2 separate regions of the Homo sapiens genome follow, and region 2 is linked to region 1. The links are chromatin loops, found by intact Hi-C in ENCODE. Cell type or tissue: dorsolateral prefrontal cortex. All regions are shown on one strand.

Region 1 (8,000 bases):
GGTTGCAGTGAGCTGCGATTGCACCATTGCACTCCAGCCTGGGCGACGAGCAAAACTCCGTCTCAAAACAAAACAAAACAAACAACAACAACAAAACAAAAACAAATTTCTTTTCTGACTGTATCCAAACTAAGCTGGATGCATCATGGATGTGCGTCTTTTTTTTTTGTTTGTTTTTGGCAGATTCTAGAATTCTTCTAATCTGTTTCCATTATCTCTTTAACAAATGTCAAGTTTATTATGATTCTAGTGGGTACCAAACCTAATAGCTGGCCTTGCTACAGAAGTATCTTTGAATTATGAGCTGTAGGGCAAGTGTAGGTTTCCCCCTACCATGGTTTCAGTACATTGCTTTCAAATGACTCTTGACAAACCAATTAAAACATAATTTCTTGAGTACCCTGTGGGGTAGGCAGTGTTTTAGTCCTGAAAGCCTCCAAATGAGGAAGAACTGGGCCCTTGATTTCAAGGGACTCAAAGGCAATATAGCAGGGAAAGTTGGGAGAACTTGAGCTTTGGGGTCAGACAGGCCTGGAGAATTAAAAGAGATCATTGTACTAAGTGTTTTGTGCAGCATCTGACTCTAGAAAGCCCTCAATAAAAGGTGGCTCCTGTTATTATTGGTGTGTTGAACTAATAATTATAGCTTTTGTGAATAATAGTTTCTATGAAAATATGAAATAGTCTCTATGAAAACTACCCATAGAAGCTTAGGGGCAGAGTAAATAAATAAACAGAGCTGAATTTCTTTCTTAAACTTTATGGGATTTTTAGCTTAATTTCTTTTCATTTTTTAGAGAAGAAAAGAGGGCAACACGCTGTGGTAATTTTGTTTTAAAAAAACTCTTTGTAGAACTTTTTCGGAAATTGTAGCCTTCAGCTCATTGTCCAAATATAGCATTATTAAAATTAATAGAGTTTGAGGAGAATCATGTATGGCAGCATCACTCAGTTGTTACAGGGAGTAAGGCTTCTAGTTTATTGAATGGTTTAATTAATTGAGATTGGGTATAGATTCATACTTAACAAAAGGAACCATGACAAAAATGATTTTCAGGAGTAATCTCTGAGAAGCCCACAAGATGGGAACCTACCTTTATAAAAAATATATACTCACCTTTGTAAGAGCAAAAAATTGTGGAGATTTCTCTTTTGGTTTTAAAAAGTGAAGGAAATAGAATATTTTAAACACTTGTTTTTATACCCTTAAAATTGCAAAGAATGTCGATAATGCTTACCCATTAAAAAATATTTGGAGATTTATTGGGAACGAAAGAGTAGGTGATAGCAAAGACATTAGATTACATTTCAGAGGCTTCTACAAACTTTTGATTAATTAGCACTGATGAGTTAGAATATTCAAAAGTTGGTTTTCTGGTAAATTAAGGCATGGATTGTATGAACCCCCAGCCCCTTTAGTTCTAAAGTTTTTGGCCAGGTAGCTTTTGAATATTTGCCTTTGTGTATGCCTTGATCCTTACGGATTTGGGATTCTTGTTAAAGCAAGACAAAATCTTTTGTTTGAAGATCCTGGTTAAATTTGGAACCAGTTGGCCAGGAGGTTGCCACAGTCTGAAGAATATAGGTCACTGGGCAGTCCAGGAGCAGGTAAAATTAAGGCAGATGTGCCAGCTGCGGCATAATAGCTGCCACCCTCTGGGCTACTTCTTAGGAAAGATTTGGCTGTCTTTGATTTAAAACAAAATTTCTGAAGTTAACATAAATAAGGTAACATGATGTCCAAGGGTAACTATTGCACAAAGAATAAATGCACTTACAACTGTTCAAAGACTATTATGATTTTTTAAACTCAGAATTCCCTCTGACATATAGTGTTTTAAATGTGTTTCGCTAAGAGGTAAAATAGAAGGTGGTGCAAGGAAAGTAAAAGTAGTAAATCCCTAGTTCCTTTAAGATTTTTTCGGCTTTTCTTGTATTCTTAATATATGTGCAGAACTAATGTGTTTTTATATTTTCTATGCCTAACATATTTGGCTAAAATTATCTAAAAGAATCAAAGGCCATTTTGAATATTCAGTCATTAGTTCTAGTAATATTATCTTAATCACTATAATAATTATCAGATGTAACATTTATCAATGATTACTGTGTTATTAAATATCTTACATATATTAAATCAATATTTACCACAGCCCTTAAAATAGTTATTGCTATTATCTCCACTTTCACATGTGGAAACTGAGGCATAGAGAGTTTAGATAACTTGTGCAGGGTCACAAGTCCATGGTATAACTGGGATTCTAACTGAGGCAGGGGGACTTGAGCTCATTGTACTGTATAGGCAGATGATACAATGCTGCATGTTTAGTTTCATTTTCTATCTTTATCCTACTTTTGAGAAATAATTATGTGACCTTTTCCTCTACATAATTTCCCCTTTAGGACTGCCAAGAGCAATTCAAGAGGTATAAACAATTCTGTTGTTTACTCATCACAGGGATCCTTAATTATGACTTAAAAGCAAATTTCCTTCAGAAATCAGGTTGTACATCTTTTGAATAAATCCTTTGGTCGCATATGCTAAAATGGTATTAGGTTCATAAGTAAGTGATGGTATAGTGAAGCAACTCTACCTATTAACAGTTCCATCTATTTAATGAGAACAGTCCTTGAGCAATATAGGAGTTGGGGATGGTTTTAGCTGTTGTGAGACTCATCGTTTCTAGTTTTCAACCTGTATTTCTGGAGTTTGGTAGTGTGGGGACAGAGCTGGGATGGGAAGGAATATTTGGGACATGAGGAGGAGTATTCCAGGGCCTAAGGAGGGGGATAGCCTGGGTAGAAACCAAGTAGACAGTTTTCTAAGTATTCACACCCCATTTCAACCAGAACAATTCCACCTTCTGGTAGTTTTTTGAAACAGGGATTCCACTGCTTAAAACTCATTACTTGTCCTAGATCGATCATCTTGTACTGAAGGACTTTATTGAACAAGAAAGTGGGTTTTGTACATGTGTATGTGTGTGTGTATGTGTGTGTATGTGTGTGCATGTGTGTGTATGTGTGTGTATGTGTATGTGTTTTGGAGAAAAGAGACTGATTTCCTTCAGTGCTGGAAATCATTGTTGTCGTTCCTAGAACTGTGGACCTAAAACCAAAGAATGGGTTCAAATCTACCCAAGGTGGAGGCCTAGGTGGGAAGAGTTTGGGTGAGGCCTGGCATAGCTCCTCTTTGAAGGGACACGCACATTACCTCGCAGCTAAGAGTCTAGCCTGGTGGCTCTGTGTGGAGGTCAGGGCTCTTTAGCTCAAATAAATCACACAGGACTAGTTTATGGAAACAGTTGGATTCGCATGTAGTTACATGTCCTGTTTTGTTCCTAGGGGTGTCCAGTGCAAATCTTGTTGAAATTCTGAGTAGCTGTGCTTAGCACCAACACAGTACCCTGATAGATCTCAGTTCAGGTGCAGGCTGCCTGGGGGGAAAATAACTGAGTTCTGATATGGTACCAATTACTATTATAGTTTAATATTAGGCAAATAATATAACAATGGTAGAAAGCCTGTAAGATGTTAAGTACTGAAGTGAATCTGTACTGGAGACTTGAACAAATCATGTTGATGTATAAGTATGGCTGTGAAATAGGCTGTTTCCTTCTTAAGTTTGCTTCTGGCATTTAGGAAAAGGAGTACTGCTTCAGGGACCCTGCCCAGACAGGAAATGGTACGTGTGCATGCTGAGTGGTGCTAGTGAAATAGGAACATTATACAGAATTATATTAATAATTCATTTGGCCTATTTTTCACCTGGAAAGTATTTACTCTCAAGTGCCCCCTCCTCCTTCTCGCCTGAGGGTGAAAGCAGGTGCGAAATGCTCTGGGTCCTAGTGACACTGAGTAGTCTATGGAGTGGCAGCATTGGCATCACCTGGAAGTTAGAAGTAATAGATTCATTCTAATGAACCAGAATCTGCATTTTAACAAGATGTGTGCACAGGTGATTTGTTTTCCTTAGACCCTTGTTGTCATTCTAATATGAGTCCACTAGATGTCACTCTTGTAACCTGGTAATGGGACAGGATTTTTCAATGGGGATTTGCAAGAATCCCTGAACATGATCATATTATTATTAGATGATTTCCTCCCCATCCTTACAGCTACTGATATACACATTGATTATTTAAGGTAAAACTATCATTCTCTATGGTTCAAAGTCCTGGAGAGAGATTCCTGGGAATGATTTCCATTTTTTTGGATTGGCACTCCTGCCTACTGTCTTCCCTGTTGCATGGGTTAGTCTGTCATTATATAACCTCAGCAGAGAATACACTGCAGATGCTGTGACAGGCTCACTGAGAGAACAGCATCCTGGGCTTCTGAGCACAGCAACACAGAATAAACATACAGATTTGATCTCCGTAGACATTATTGAGAACAGAAAGGAAGCAAGGCTGTATCCTGAAATTAGCATCAGCCTCTAAGATGTGATTGTTGGAGGAAGTGCTGACCTTTCTGAGTGTGTGAGGTGTCTCAAGGGAAGTTTTATAAAGAAGATTGAGTCTGCTTAGGAAATAATGTCCCAAATGTAATCTTGTAGGGAGTTAGTTTCAGCCATGAAGGTGAATATAGGGACATTTACAGGTAAAGTAATATCCTGAGGGAGAAGATATACATTTAGAGATGTATGAGGTTCCTAGGAAAGGTCCTGTTAACAACTGGTTAGGTCTGCATATTAGGAAAGAAGGGTGAAGAGGGTAAGGACTATGCTTTAGAAGATCCGATTTTTTTTTTTGCCGGATGCCTAGCTTGAGAAAAGTTAGTTCTTGAAAGAAATTACCTGCTGGCAAACGCTCCTACCTCTAAGTCCGGCATGGTTTTTCCTCTGTTTCAGTTAACAAGGTTAGCAAACAAGTCATAAAGTAGCAAGTGTTTGTGTGTGCTTGAGTGTGTTTTGTGAGTGTGTGTATTTCCTCTTCTGGATGGGGGGGCATTTATTTACTTTATATCACTAAATGCGTGGCAAATACTTGGTTTGGGTAATTTCAGCCAAGAAAATGGTTTTATTGATGTAAAAACAATACAGTTTTAGCTTACATATAATTTTCTTTTGTTCAAATAATTAAGGTCACCATAGTAATTACTTCTAAGCTTTAGGGTCTTTTCTAACATCATTTATTCTGATGTGATTCCTTATGACCAGAAACAGAATTAATTTTGAAGCATTTTAGTGAAAATGAATTTTATTTTTCTAAAACATTATCTAAAATTTAGATAATTTTTTGACTTCCCTGCGCCACATTGAAAGAAGAAGAATTGTCTTGGGCCACACATAAAATACAGCAACACCAAAGATAGCTGATGAGCTAAACAAGAAAATCACAAAAAAAATCTCGTAATATTGTAAGAAAATTCATGAATTTATATTGGGCATTCAAAGCGTCCTGGGCCACATGCGGCTTGGGGGCTGCGGGTTGGACAAGCTTGATTTAAATCATGGAAAACAAGCCTAAAATGCCCATTCCTATTCTTAGGCACAGTCTAAACATCTACTTCTTCAGTGATAGTATTTTACACACCCATCCTCTTTACTGCTGAATTTTTTTTTCCTTTTTCTTTTCACTTGTTGCTGCTGAGACTCAACTTGCTAGAGATAGCAGCACATTTAGGTGTAGTGTTTAAAAGCATGCATGAGCTTTGGAGTCAGACAGACCTTGGCACATTGCTTCATCTCACTGATCCTTAATTTCTTCATGTATAAAATAGGTATATTACTACCTGGTGACAAGTCACAGGACAGTGCATTTAAAATATGTGGCATAGGGTCTGGCACATAGCATATGTTCAGTAGCCGGTAGCTGTGACTGCCAGTACTACACGAGCTCAGAGACCGCAGGCCTGCTGCTATCTTTATCTCCCAGCTGATAACCCAGTTCATCAACTGCCAGGAGTCCTTGTTCCTATAGGTTTTGTCCACCAGAGTGGAGCTCTGGGTCATGGAGAAGTCTTCCTTTTCCTCTGCCTGGCCAATGTGTTCATGACAATGGTGTGGGTCAGTGGGGAGCAGATTGGTAGTCTGGTAGAGGGGCAGGGAAACATGTGAATCCTAGAACAGTAACTGGGAGAGAAGTTCCACACTGAGATTCTCAATGAAAATTTCCCTCATGGTGATCAAGCTCAGTAGAATTGTTAGCACCGTTAGTGTTGTTAGTATAGCCATCTTACAGGCTGGGCCATTTAAACTGCAAATGGCATAGTCACTGATTTAAGCTTTATTTCTAAAGAGAAACAAACTCTTAGAAGCAAACTGCCAAATTCTTATTGAATGTTTGCCACATAAATTCCAGATTGTCTGTTCTTTATTATCTTTATTGGTTTGGAATGACCATTTTTGGTTCAGGGAGGACCTCTAGACTTTGAATAGCTATGACTGACACCTTGGGGTCACCAGAACATTACTTGGTTAGCAGCAGTCTTGGAAAACAACTTCAAGGAAGTCTGAAGAGATCTCTCATCCTGAAAACATCCTAGTAAGAATCTTTGCACTTCCATCATAAACAGCCCCATGGTTTCGCTTGATAATATGCCACTGATGAAGAATGATGGAGATTCTGATGTGACATCACCTGTATTAGTAGTGTGCTGTCTCAAATAGAAGAAGAATACAATATTAAAGAATTAAGAGCATTATGTATCTTAAAAATAAACTCATCTTTCTTGTTAGACTTTTGGAATCTGCATTGGATTTTTTTTTTTGTTTTTTTTTTTTTACATAGTTAAATTTAAGATATATTTCTAGTCATTGTTTAAAATGCATCTCAAGAAACTTTAGAAGGGGTGTGGATTGTTCTTTTTTGCCTACCATGTCATTCCTGTTTCCATTGTAGGAATCAAATCAGTAAGTTCAGTCCTAGTTCAAAGAAGCTGGGAGGCAGGGAACAAAACTTATAATAGTGTTACTGTGTAGACTGCAAAAGAATCTGAGGTTTGTTCAGCAAACATAATGGTGCATTGAGGTGTTGCATTAATGTGGGGGGCCAGAAAATGAGCTCTGTGTGTAGTGAATCTGTTAAGTGGCAGTTTAGGGTTTAACCTAAAAACTGGGAGAAAGTTGATAAGTGCAGAGGAAGCATGAGACCCAATTTGACACAGACCTTGCTAGGGTTATGGTGTCAGGCAGTGGAGGGAGTAGTGACAGGAGAAGAGGATTTAGTGGTGTATTGGATGAAGGTGGTGTGTTGGGCATGGCAAAATCATCCATCCATCTAGACAGCAAATTAACAGTTTTGTAGAAACGTATAGTCCCCAAGTATTTATATGCATATTAGATACGTAAATGCTAAAAGCATAAAAAAAGAATGGATAGAATGATTGGTGGCAAGTAAGTATCCTGATTCCATTTTCCTTTCATAATCTTGGTAGAAGGAGTAAATTAGTAGAAACTAATGGAAACTACTACTGCTGGGTTAGGAAATCTTTAGGAGCATCAGGGTTGGATGAAATAGTGGAATTATAACATTTTATGTACAGAATGATGAAAACAGATTGAATATAATGAAAACAGTAAAGAAAATGTATAAAATAATGCTGGACAAATATATTCTCTGTGAATGAGGAAACACATGGTCAGTATGTAATAATAATAGTATATTTAGTGGCCGGGCGTGGTGGCTCACACCTATAATCCCAGCACTTTGGGAGGCTGAGGCAGGTGGATCACTTGAGGTCAGGAGTTTGAGACCAGCCTGGCCAACATGGCGAAACCACATCTCTACTAAAAATATGAAAATTAGCCCAGTGTGGGGGCATGGACCTGTAACCCCAGTTACTTGGGAGGGTGAGGCAGGAGAATTGCTTGATCCCGGGAGGTGGAGGTTGTAGTGAGCCAAGATCACACCACTGCACTCCAGCCTGGGTGACAGGGCGAGACTCTGTCTCAAAAAAAAAAAAAAAAAAAAAAAAAAAAAAAAATATATATATATATATATATATATATATATATATAAATATTTATAAAATACACACATATATATAATTTAGTG
Region 2 (8,000 bases), 430 kb after region 1:
TATGGCCAGAAAAGTTTAAAAGTAAATTAGTGACAAATACTGCGTGATTCCATATAAGGTACTTAGAGTAGTCAAGGTCATAGACACAGAAAGTAGAATAGTGATTGTCAGGGGCTGGAGGGAGAGGGGTATGGCCAGTTAGTGTTTACAGAATACAGAGTTTCACTTTGGGAAGATGACAAAGTTCTGGAGATGGATGGCATAATAGTTGCACAACAATGTGAATGTACTTAGTGCCACTAAAGTGTACGCTTAAAAATGGTCAAAATGGTAAATTTCATGCTATATACATTTTCAGCTACAACAAAAATATGATTCATAAAAATATTAATTAACTTCTATGATGTTTTCATGTGTACATGTAGAATGCATGTGTGGTGTGCATACAAAATAGGCTAGAATGGAGAGCATGTAGGCTTAGTCACCGAGACCTGAGCTCAAAGCCTGGTTTTGCAATTTATGTTTGGAGATCATTGACAGGCTGTCTCACGTATTTCAGTGGCAGCTTTCTTATCTGTGACAGGAAGACCAAATACTCACTGCAACTTATAATAATTAAATAATAATAAATGTCCAGTGCTCAGCACATAGAAGGATTAAGTGGAAACACAGTATAGATAGTTAATAAACTCGTAGCTTCATCTACAGTAACAAGTAGTCTTGGGGAAAAATAAAACTAGCCACATCATTAATTTTTCAACCATTAAACCTTGAAACAATCACGCATGTTTCTCTAAGAAATAACATAAAACAAATCATCCTTTCGTTTAACAAATGTTTATCCAGTGTTTACTCTGTGCCAAGTCCTGGCTGACAAGAAGCACTGTGTAATGGGGCATGTGACAGTGACCAGTCAAATAAGACACAGTGAGGACTGGGAGATCCTGAGGCTGCCACTGCCAGATGGACGTGAGGCTAAACTGGCCCCTTTGTTTGTTTTCCAAGTAGGAGCTCTTGGATAAATATTTTGTGTATAAAGTCAATGGAGACCACGCAGTGTGAAAGCCTCCTCCAAAATCATTATTTTCAGACAGTTCATGCAGGTGAAAATAATGCAGAGGTCATAGATAACACTGTAACAGCTTAATTATGGGAAATTAGAGAGGGGCCCATGATAGAGCACAGCATTTCCTAAATGTTCCTTGCCTAGAGGACCCTAGTTTTCTGAAATAGTAATAGTTGTCCCACCACAAAATGACCCTTTTGTCAAACAACTTTGGGAAACCTGCATTAGGCAAAGGTCAGTGAATTTTCTTTACTTTGACATTTCTCAGAAGCATTGATAGTCTGAAATGTGTTTGCCTAAGAGGGAGATATCGAAGACCATCTTTCCTGCAGTTATTTGACAGCAGAGCCCTTTTTCCCTCAGAGCGCTTATTAACATCCTGTGGAAAAGTGATTTTTGGGTCACCCCACTAGGAACATGTGTCCCTTGGAGCCACATGAGACAAGTTGTAATGGTCATTTACTGGAGAAATTGGCTGGATTGTGCTAACAAAGGGAGAGGAAACCAAATAAGAAAACTGACCGTCCTCCGAGGGTCAGGATTTTCTTTTGTTTTTTTAGCTCAAGGGTCCAATGTTCCCGGGGAGCGTCAAAGTGGGTTCTTTCTGCTATGACAGCGGAATACCCATGAACACTGGGCGGGAGAGGGTTGGCCAGGAGCACGCCCCGGGGAACCTGTGTGGTAAGAGACCTCCAGTGGGGGGCGGTGATTTCACTCCTAGTGGGCTCAGCCCCCACCAGAAGAGCTTCATTTGACAAGGAAAGGCATTAATAATGGAAATGGATTGAAGGTAACACTGACGTGCAGATCAGGAATAGCTCACACGGTGATGCTCTTGCACTAGAAGCAGAAACTATCCTGGGATCTAAAGAAATCACTTAAGAAGAAAACATTTCCTCTTCATTGAGCCTCAGTAAAGCTGCATGAGGAGAATTCTGCACAATTGTTCGTACTCTAGCTTAGAAAATGGAGTTGATTAAGTGGAAGGAAACTTTAAAAATGTGACAAAGATGATGAGGTGATTAAGGGGTAGGTTTTAAGTAGCAAGATGTGGGGAATTTAAGATGTATGACTAGTAGCGGTGACAGTGAGGTTTATGATAGCTGCCTATAAATACCCAATTAATTGCCTAATGTGGCAAATGAGAAGAAACAGGCTTTTACCACCAAAAGGGAAACTTGAAGTATATTAGGGAAACAGTATTTAACAGTAGGGGTGATTTGGCTGCCATGATACGGAGAAATCAGTTGTGTTATTTGGATAAAGACTTGGAAAGGTACTTTTCTTCCTGATAACATCCTGGTGTCAACAGATTATTTTTCTTTAAAAAGGATGCATACATTTTCATATTTCTTAGGAGCAGAGATTGAAAAATAGAGAAAACTATTTAATTTGCTATAATTCAGGTTGCCTGAAGCCTCCAAACATGTTTTCCCCCAAGCTGAATTATAGTAATATCTTTGACGGTAAGAAGCATAAAACAACTCTCTTTTTTTTTTTTTGAGACGGAATCTCACTCTGTTGCCCAGGCTGGAGTGCAGTGCACTGGCATGATCTCAGCTCACTGCAACCTATCCCTCCCAGGTTCAAGTTATTCTCCTGCCTCAGCCTCCTGAGTAGCTGGGATTACAGGTGCCCACCGTCATGCCCAGCTAATTTTTGTATTTTTTTTTAGTAGAGATGGGGTTTCACCATGTTGGCGAGGCTGGTCATGAACTCCTGACCTCAGGTGATCCTCCCACCTCTGCCTCCCAAAGTGCTGGGATTACAGGCATGAGCCACCCCTCCCAGCCAGCATAAAAAATTTTATGCATTGTATTATACTGTATGTGGAGCTACACCTGATAGTGTAAGCCACAATAAGGCTAGTTGTAGGGCACACCTGATAACACTCGCTAACACTTAGTGAGCCTGAATATGAATTAGGTGCTTTATACAGGAGTATTTAATCAGCACATGGACTCTCGGGGTGTGGCATTAGAATCCTCATTTCACAGGTGAGCAAACTGAGCCTCAGATAAATTAAATAGCCCGAGGAAGGTCACATAACTAGAAAGTCACAGAGTCAGAATTTGCATTCACTTCTGAGTTACTCAGAAATCCATGCCCTTTTATTGCGATGCTCTACTGCCTCCTGAAGGCATTTTTTGATTATCACTTTTATAAACTTTAGGCTTAGTTTATATGAAGCACTCCTGAGAGTGAAATGGTTCGCTCATGTTTGAGAGTGGGTGGTCACCAGGGGTGTTACTCAGGCTTGACACAGATAATCCTGTGGCATGGCTTCAGCAAGCAGCTTGCCCAAGGTTGCACAGAGAATGAGATTGGCCAGGCTAGAAGGAAGGGCGGTTGGCTCCAGCTCACCGGGCATTCATATGGTATATGGAGGAGAACTGCCAGATCTCAGAAACAGCATCCAGATTTGATTATAACTTCTCTTTGTGGTCTTTGAAGCTTTGTGTTATTTCTTCCCTTCACTCGTGGAGTTAGGATCTATTTTCACATAAACAGAAACGATTCCTCCTTTCTGAGCACTTCATTGTTGGTGGCATTGTGGAATGTCCCAGGAAGGGGGGAATGGGGCCAATTAGAAAGGAGAAATTCTTCTTCGGCTTGCGTGTTTATATGAAAATGCCAAAGCCACCAGCTGTTGCAACAGCAGGCCTAGGGTAAAGCTCTTCCCCAACTGTCCTGCAGCATATATACAGCAGAGGGAGGTCTTTTCAATAGGCTCAATTAGAAAGTGGAAAACAGAAAGCACCCCCACCAAAAAAAAGTGTGGTCCTGTGTTCTTGAGTTGCACAGCAAACTTTGGAAATAAGCACTTAAGTATACTTTTTATTTCTGCAAGAAGTTCCCAAATATGAGCATGGAAATGACAACTCAAATTCCAACCATTCCCTGTTAAATGCCTTACCTCAGCTCACCACTGAGGAGTTTGTTCCTTGAGTAGAGAGAATGTAGATTGAAAAAAATTAATTTCACATTTCTATTTATGGGACATTTGAGACAAACAGCCCATCAGTGTTACTGTTACCTCATTCACCTTTTTTAGCCATCAGGACTGACTGCTTATGTCTTTTACATTCATGGGACACATTTCAAATATGAGGAATTCAGTTCCATAGCAGGATTTAAGCAGAGATGATATATATCATCTTATTTGGCTATCTTTATAAGGCTTTCTTCTTTTCTTCAAAAAAAATATAAATGGTATATTAGTACTGATGGAAAAAACAGACCTGACAGGAAGGTTAAAAAAAAATAAGTGACTTAAACAATTATTCTGGAATCAATTCAAGAGAGTAGGGTGGAGTAGAGTCTGAAACCAAACAATATAATCCCAAAGATTATATTTGTTAAATGAAGCTTAATTGGGGCTGTTTTACTGCATTGAACTGGCTAAGGAGTTTTCCCTGTCAACCTTCCTGATAGAGGTAGTTCCAATCCTATTTCATCCCTCTGCTACCTTCTGTACAAGGTGAGCTGTCAATTTCTTGGAGAGGAGTAAGATCACAGCTGGGACTCACACACAGTTCTTCCAAGCATGCCACAGGTTGGGGCTGCAGTGTTCTTTCTGTGGTGTGGAGGCTCCTCTTTCTCTAGTATTCCAATCCTAGAGGTTCTTTGTGCTTATGGTATCTCAAGTTATAATCAGAATGGTATAGTGGGGTTTCATAATCTCCTTTGCCAGCTTATAGCAGTAGAGTCCCTACATTCTCAGAATGTGTAAGTGACAGCTTATTTCATATTTGGCATTTTAGATTCAATGAGATTTAACAATAGTTTTTATTAGTTAATTTCTCTTCATTTGTAGTGAATTACAGATAATTTTCTTTCTGATCCTTTTTTCTAAATCTTTAGTTGTGAAATTTTCCAGTAAGACAAATACAAACAACTGTCATGTAAATACATTTGGTCTTAAATCAGATTAGAACTGTGGACTCTCCAAACCAGAGGTTCTCATTCCAGTTGAAATACCAAGGTATTTTCTATGGAATTGGATTCTCTTCATTTCAAAAAAAGTAAACTAAATAAACAAAAAAAATGGCTTGAAAATGCTTCTTGGTCTCTTTACATTCAAACTCCTTCCTGGAATCTGAAGAGCCTGATACAAATGCTTTCAGGGACATGCCATTAAAGAAAAAAAAAAACCCTAAAAACTGTGTTTTTCTCCTGAAATAAAAAATAAAAAATAAAAAATAACGAACTATTATAAAGTCATCTACTTTAACGATTTGGGTATTCATGGAGCTGAAAGAAAAATGAGCTATTTAGAAAAAGAGGTTTCTAAACCAATATAAATTGCCAATTATGTTCTTCTTTATCTTTTAAGTTTCCTTTGTCCTTATGTAAAGGGTTTAGGAGGTAATAATAAAGACCAAGGGAAGGCCCATACAGGGGGAAGAAACTGGAATTCATGAGTTAAAAAGAAGTAGAGGAGATACTCATATTTGAGCAGTTTCTGAAGTAGTCTAAATCTTTCACCCAGTCAACCAGGGCGCCTTCTCTCAGATGCAGGGAAACCCTCTGACCACAAGGCCCCTTCCTGTTCTTTTCTTGAATATCAAGCATCACCCTCTAAGTTTTCAGCCATGTATTTTCTTTGGACTACTCTTTTTTACCTTTATTAAATGCTTCACATATATGAAAGGAAATGTCAACATTCAACCTTTCGTGTGAGGTGGGAAAAGGCAAAAGTTTATTTCGGTGCTCTCCTATTTAAAGACAACAGAACTCTGTTGTAATATAATTTTTTATACTTGAATTCCAACATAATATAGTTGAAACCATGAAGCCCTCAAAAGTGTAGAAAAAGTGATACATATCATCTATATACAAATCCTGTTGTCAGTCCTGGTATAACTAAATTCAACCTTAAATCTTTAGTTATTTATCTATTTAGAGACAGGGTCTCACACTGTTGTCCCAGCTGGAGTGCAGTGGCGTGATCTCTGCTCGCTGGAACCTCTGCCTCCCGGGTTCAAGCAATTCTCCCACCTCAGCCTCCTGAGTAGCTGGGATTACAGACACATGCCACCACACCCAGCTAATTTTGTATTTTTAGTAGAGATGAGGTTTCACCATGTTGACCAGGCTGGTCTCGAACTCCTGACCTCAGGTGATCCACCTGCCTCGGCCTCCCAAAGTGCTGGGAAAATCTTTATTTAATATATGGATATTCCTGTCATTTTTTCTTTGTTCCTGCAAATCTAAATTCCTGCAAATCCTGTCAATTTAGTATTTTTCCTAATAGAAATTGTAAACTTCAATATGTTACTAAGAATTAAGCTTTGAAGCAAATAATTTTTTCCTGCCATATTCTCTTAGGGTATGTATAGAGAACTGCTGGAGTATTTGAAAATTAACCAGTAGTCAGTTGTAGATTTTAGCAAATACACATATTTTTCATATAAGCAATCCAATCCTATCCTCCTGGCCTATATATGCAGTTTGAGGTGGATATGTGTTCACGTGACATATTTTGAAATTCCAAGTCAAATACTTTAAGTGTTATACAAATGTAAGTTACTGGTATTATTACTGTGTATGTGACATTTAATTTGCACTATGGGGAATTTAACAATATTGGATGAAAGCGATAGCCTGGATATAGTAGTAAAGGCATGAAAACTGGTGCCCACACTTAAGGAGGCCTTATATTGATGATGATGATTACATAACAGCAATATCTCCACATCTAACCTAAGAAATGTTTAGATATGTACTGTCTGGATTATTTACTTATTACATGCTTTTGAAAATGTTCCAGTGACTTAAGACTTTTGAATCTATCTTTTGCAAAGGAAGAGAAAAGTCTACTTAAACCACAACACTAAAAACAAGTTGGCTTACAGGAATTGACCCCCTGCATTAAAGAAAAACAAAAAACATAGGTGGCGTCTTCATAGAATTTTTCTCAAAAGGGTGTAATATTAATTCCTGTAACTTAAAAAAGCCATCTGTATAGAGTTTTGTACCCAAAATATATGCCCATAGAATGTAAATCACATGATATAAAAGAAAACTATATGGTATTCCTAAGCCCTAACATTCCCAAACCTATCTGAATGGGGCATTTTTCAAAATGCTATTGGTCCAAAGGGTCTCTCATGGGACCCAGATCTGATATGAAACCACAGAGGAGAGTGACAGGGTTAGTTGCCTAATTAGGATGGAGCAGCCCATGGATGTGAGAACTTGGAACTGGGCAGGCCAACTGGTGTGGGTCAGAGTGGTGGCAGAGGATGGCCTACCTCTGGGCAATGGAAAGAATGCTGACCCATCAGGTGGGGCACAGTAACTGGTAAATATGGTGTCAGAAGATTTAGCAAGAGATGAAAAGGTGCCCTGATAGGCAGTGGACAAAACACACAGAGATCGTAGGTTCAAGAAACATCACAGAATCCTAGCAAATAGGTAAGACAGAGGCTTCAGGTAAATCCTTCTGGATAGCAGGGCCTCAGCCACAAGGCCAGTATTCAAAAGCAGAATTCAATTCCTGACATTTAAGAAAGAAAAAGCCAAGAACGAGATGGAATCATTGATTTTCCCATATCCTGGAAGGACACAGTTACCAGAATAGTTTTAAGGGTGGAACTGAGACCAAGGGAAGAAGGCAGACTTTTCAAAACTTGAACAAAAGGTAGGAATTCATTTCAGGACACATTTGAGCACCATGACTGCGTCTGAAGACATAGTGAGGACTGGCCATGGGTCATCTGAGCTTGGACCAAGAATGCCCCATACTCCCTCAGGGTCCCAGGCTCTGTAGAAATTGGGGAGGAGAATTAAAGGGCAGAAAACCAAGCAGCATATTATCCAGATAAGGTTTTCAGCTCAGTCTTGGGCTTCTTCTCCTCCATTCAGCAGGTAAGATTCCATAGTCAGGGGCCTCAGGCTGCTTCACTACCTATTTCTTAGAACTCTGCACAGCTTTAGTGGAAGAGGCAGTGGCTGCTCAAGGAGGGTTCACAGCAGCAATCTGCAGGAA

The links. A loop is a pair of places that touch in the nucleus more often than their neighbours do. Peaks named below come from ENCODE experiments on the same cell type or tissue, not always from the same donor. Only the 100,000 strongest peaks of a DNase experiment are listed, where the experiment ranks them.
Region 2: a loop joins it to region 1, with 7 times the contacts of the local background. A loop is called at or near these places in 19 of 110 quality-filtered maps.

What each region holds. Positions count from the first base shown.
Region 1 is chr7:40,325,741-40,333,740 of GRCh38, forward strand. The region is part of intron 9 of SUGCT (succinyl-CoA:glutarate-CoA transferase); the gene reads left to right. Among named protein-coding and RNA genes, the nearest start is that of SUGCT, 190 kb to the left of the region's middle. In dorsolateral prefrontal cortex, CTCF peaks have their summits at 4,000 (motif pointing right) and 4,218; no DNase peak of the experiment used is centred here; H3K27ac peaks cover 535 bases.
Region 2 is chr7:40,760,318-40,768,317 of GRCh38, forward strand. The region is part of intron 13 of SUGCT (succinyl-CoA:glutarate-CoA transferase); the gene reads left to right. Among named protein-coding and RNA genes, the nearest start is that of LINC01450, 220 kb to the right of the region's middle. In dorsolateral prefrontal cortex, a CTCF peak has its summit at 3,158; a DNase peak (open chromatin) is centred at 874; H3K4me3 peaks cover 455 bases; H3K27ac peaks cover 495 bases.